Regions from separate parts of the Homo sapiens genome. Here region 1 is linked to region 2. A link is a loop called in an ENCODE intact Hi-C map of the cell type or tissue named here. Cell type or tissue: Caco-2. All regions are shown on one strand.

Region 1 (2,500 bases), 54 kb before region 2:
ATCCTTGGACTCAACCAACTGCAAATACAAAATATTTGAGGGGAAAAAACCAATAAAAGTAACAATACAACAATGAAAACCTATAAAAATACAGTATAACAACTATTTACATAGCATTTATGTTATATTAATTATAAGTAACCTGGAGACGATTTCAAGTATACAGGAGGATATGCATAGGTTATATGCAATCACTATGCCATATCAGGGACCTGAGCAGTCGTGGAGCTGGGTATCTGCAGGGGTCCTGGAATCAGTACTCCACAGATACTAAGGGACTTCTGTAACCATCACTACCAGCGAGTAGGAAGAATAAAGGTTTCAATGTTATAGGCTCAACTCCTGGCTCTGTTGATTCCTATTCTGCAAATAAAGATACCTTTATAAAGATATAAAGTGGTAAATCTCCACTTTGCTATGAGAATCAAATGGGCCTAAGAAAGTATCTGCCATACATTAGACTGTTAAGCACTATAGTTTCCTTTTGCCCTGGATTCATTGCTATCAAGCATAAATAATATTTCTAAACTTTAATTCATCACCCTTTCTAAATATTTGGCTCTTCCTTCCATCTTCTGGCCTTCTTTGCTTTGACTCACTTTTTGAAATTAAGTTGTTAACAGATGCAGCACTTTATCCAATGACACTAGTTTATCCAATGGCACAGTGAAGTCCAAGGAAGCTTCTGGTAGAATCAAGTCTTTAATTTGGCAGAAGTGCTGTTCTGAGGGGCAGATGGTGGTGGAGGCCAAGTGCTGAGGTAGTGAATATGGTTCTATCCATAGGTGGTTTCTTAAGCTGGCCTCCACCTCCTGACTAGGGTGCATGTACACCAACAGTTCTCAAACTTCAGCATGTACAAGAATCAACTAGAGCCCTCTCAGAAACCCAGAGCCTGGGCCCCAGAGGCTCTGATCCAGTAAGCCTAGAATGGGTTATGAACCTGCATTTATGACAAGCTCCAGTTGAGGCTGATACTGCAGGTCAGAGGCCCACACTTGGTCTAGACGACCAAACACATTCCAGCAATGGCCCCTGGCAGGCCTCCACGGGAGAGGTGACAGGCCCAGCGACGGCTGGTAAGGGACATGTCTCCCTCCTGACCTTTGTACCTGCTAAGCCACCAGCACAACATTCTTCACTGTGGACTCCCAGCCCTTAGCAGCATAGCAGCATCACCTGGGAACTTGCTAGAAATGCAAGTTCTGGGCTCCATCCCAGGGCCACTGACTCAGAACCTCTGGGGCTGGGCCCAGGCACCTGTGCTTGGACAAGGCCTCTAAAGGCTTCTGATGCAGTGAGAAGCACTGCTCTGGGAGACAGGCAGCTCTTCATAACCACTTCAAACACAGAAGATCCAAACTAATCTGTCTTACATATCAGGTTTCCCTGTAAACGTTTGTTGAAGAAAGGGTTTTGTGGCTTGAAAAATGTTTGAGATCAGCTTCTGCCTCATTATGTGCTTTGTGGCTCTGGTGGCATAGGGTTAGCTGGATGCTTTATACAGATAAAGCTCTGTGCTACTTTCCTTCAGAAGCGCTCGGTAACCCAGATTTAGAAGAGGAGGTGGGTATGAGGGTGGGGACGGTGACCATGATGGTGTTGGGTAATGCCAGATGACATTTATAAGGTGTTAGGTCTATGGCCTTTCATTTATTAACCCATTTAATCTTCACAGCCGCTCACATGAAATAGCAATTGTTAGAATTTAAAGTTGCCAATGCTTAAAGTTGAGGAGATTTTGATTAATTATATGACTTTCCAATTTTTAATGTTAAAATGGAAAAACCTGGCAACATAGGGCTTGCATTCCTGCATGGGAAGAGTCACCTGAGCTAAGCAGTAGCCATGGCCTTCAGGCAGAAAAAGCCCCCTCCAGTTCAAAGATCCCCACCACTAGGCCCTCTGAATCAATGCCTGAATGCTTGGTTCTGGAAGGCATCTGAGTTTGTGACTCGTTTTGGAACAAACGTACATGTCTATGTACACACAAGAGGAAATGGCAATGGAGAAGGCAGGGAGCAGTGGAATGAAAGCAGGTTGGAAATGTGGAATAAAGGACTTGATGGGAGATGACCCAGAGCTGTGGGCACAGGGCGAATTCCATACGCTGCTGAGCAAATCTGCACCACTGCCAACTTCTTCTACGTATCTCCTGAACTGAGCCTCTTCTTTCTATTCCTGCTGCTGCCGCTCCAGATTCAGTCCCCATCGACTCCTGCTGGTTGTCACAGAGCCCACTTCACTAGCTCCTGCCCTCTTGGCTTTTCCAGCTTCAACCCACCCTCTGTGCTGCCTCAAGAGGAGTCTTTCTAAAACACAGATCTAATCATTGGCCCACTCACCAAACACCTTTCATGGCTCCACATTATTATAATAGCAGCTTTCATACTTCAAGACACAGAATCCTCCCTTGGAAGAAAGAGCTTACCTGGGAGATGCATGTATTAAAATGGGCAGGGCAATGGATGAGGCATTAAAGGCTCTGCTACGAATCACC
Region 2 (2,500 bases):
CCCAGGCTGGAGTGCAGTGGCATGATCTCGGCTCACTGCAACCTCCACCTACTGGGTTCAAGCGATTCTCCTGCCTCGGCCTCCCGAGTAGCTGGGATTACAGGTACACACGCACCACCACTCCTGGCTAATTTTTGTATTTTTAGTAGAGACGGGGTTTCACCATGCTGGCCAGGCTGGTCTCGAACTCCTGACCTCAAGTGATCCGCCCGCCTCGGCCTCCCAAAGTGCTGGCGTGAGCCACTGCGCCCAGCCAAAATCTTTTCTGATTCTGCTTTTTCTAGGATTTCCTTACCTTTATTTTCTAGTTCTCGACTGCATTTTAAAAAAATTTCTGCTGCCATGATTTCCCATTTCCAAGAGCTCTTTTGGCCTGGAATGCTGCTTCTGTGGCTTCCCCTTCTTCTTTTCCCCCATTTCCTCCTTTAAAATAGCACCCTGCTCTTGCTTCCTGGTTATCTTTTCTTGTCCTCTCTTAGAATACTAGTAGAGAACTATTACGCTTATTTTTTTTTTGTCTTTTTTTTTTTCCTTTTTGTGGAGAATGGGGTCTCGCTATATTGGCCAGGCAGGTCTCAAACTCCTGGGCTCAAGCTATCCTCCCGCCTCTTACCTCCCTGAGAGCTGGGATTACAGGTGTGAGCCACCACGCCCAGTGTAAAGAACTATTTCAAATTAATTCCTCTTGCATGACTGTTTCCTCTAAGTTGCTTTTTAGTTGGTTTTGCTCCCTTTCATATCAGATGTTTTCTTCCTTTGTCTGGTAAGCCTTTAGAATGGAACTAAAAAAGCTGTCTGGGAGCTTTGAGTATGTCAGTGGGACTCAGGGCTTGGGAAGTGGGGACTCCACTGTAGAGGAATCGGATTGAGCTATTTATTTGGGAAATGCCTACCATCAATATCTTTGGGTATCCTATCTAGGTTTGATCAGAATGCCTAGAGAAATCTCAAATCTCCTCCCCAAAGGATGAAGAAATGGCTGCCAGCATCTCAAATGGAAGGAGGCTGGACATCTCGGCATCCGGTGTATTCACATTCCATGAATTCCCCCTTGTTTTCAGGATGCCATCCCTGCCTTCTGGTCTGGTGTGTTATCACAGGCCTCAACCCACGGTCCCTTTGTTTGGCCCTTTGAAGTCAGTCTTTTGTAGAGGCAGCTGCTCAGCTGCACCAAACCAGGGAGGAAATCCATGTATCCATTTGCTTCTTAAACAGATTTTCAACCATTTCTCTCCCTCACTTCCAGAAGTACCTGAAGCCACAAAGCCTGGGGCTCTGGATGGGTCTTAGGTTTCCGCATTGCTGGCTTGGGATTCAGTTGTACTGGGTCTGCTAAGTTCTTTACCATTTGACCCTCGACTTTCCAGTTTCAAAAAATGGGTTACTCTTGCCTTTTATCCCATTCTATTCATTTTTTTAGACTTACAAACTTAACAACTACAACAACACCTTAAAACCCCTTCACTGTAATTTTAGCATGGTGACATAAGGGAGCTTAGGTGAATACATAGATTTAATTCTCCATCTTCAACCAGAAGTCAAAAGTGTTTAACAAATACCACTTTTGCTGTCTCATTCTGTTCATCCACAACACTCAGTGGTTCAGAAGTTCACACTACAATCTAAATGTTCCAAATGGCTTCCATGCTACTGTAACATACTACTGATCTACGTATGGATCTGAATACTTACTGTCCTTCACAAACCAGGAAGCCCCCTTCGAATACACACAGAAACATGCACATATTTTCTTCCCTAGCTTCCTGATTTCCTAGTGAAGCTCCCCTCCCCCCGCCCCCCCATTAGAGGGCTCTTTTCAGTTCTCTTCACTGAAATTTAAATCTTATCCTTCAAGGTCCAGGTTCAGGTCAAGATCTACCTCCTCCCCAGGCTTCTTCCAGTTGCTTTACCTCACAGAAGTCTTTCCCCATTCTGAATCCATATTATACTCACTGCAGTAATGAAAGTGCTTTGTATATGTTAGCTTTGTCTCTTTAGCATGTTAACTTCTTAAGAGCCAAAAATCACATAGAGCTTCCATGTGTGTATCTCGCTGCGGCTCGCATAACAGTGTGGACCTAGAAATTGTTTTGGGGCAAATAATTCCTTCCAGTTATCTTACGTAGGCAGTTTGGGGGCTGCTATTGCTAGAAGTCAACAACTAACTTAAAATAGAAACTCTATGCATGTTTGCAAATATGTGTTGGCTGACCAGAATTCCTGTGCAGTACTAAATTCTCATGAGCCTTGAATATATTATCCCTGTAAACCTGATGGTTCTTACTTCTTATTCAATTTCCAAATATCTCATTCAAGGGGTTGAATCATTTCAGTAATGACATCGGTCACTGGATCCGATTGCAAGTGTATTGAGAGATATGCTGGTAAATGTTTAACAACTGGCTGAGTGGGGCGAATGATTGTGTGTGTGTTTCTTCTAAGTTTTGTTGATATAAAGGAGGCACAGCACATAATTTACAAATAAAAAGAACACTCTTTA

What was found. Hi-C counts contacts between places; a loop is a spot of excess contacts. Peaks named below come from ENCODE experiments on the same cell type or tissue, not always from the same donor. Only the 100,000 strongest peaks of a DNase experiment are listed, where the experiment ranks them.
Region 1: it touches region 2 in a loop (2.8-fold over the local background); 3 of 110 quality-filtered maps call a loop at or near these places.

The regions. Positions count from the first base shown.
Region 1 is chr10:7,907,637-7,910,136 of GRCh38, reverse strand. All of the region lies in intron 2 of TAF3 (TATA-box binding protein associated factor 3), which reads right to left. Among named protein-coding and RNA genes, the nearest start is that of TAF3, 90 kb to the right of the region's middle. In Caco-2, no CTCF peak of the experiment used is centred here; a DNase peak (open chromatin) is centred at 1,086.
Region 2 is chr10:7,853,958-7,856,457 of GRCh38, reverse strand. All of the region lies in intron 2 of TAF3 (TATA-box binding protein associated factor 3), which reads right to left. Among named protein-coding and RNA genes, the nearest start is that of TAF3, 37 kb to the right of the region's middle. In Caco-2, no CTCF peak of the experiment used is centred here; a DNase peak (open chromatin) is centred at 1,077.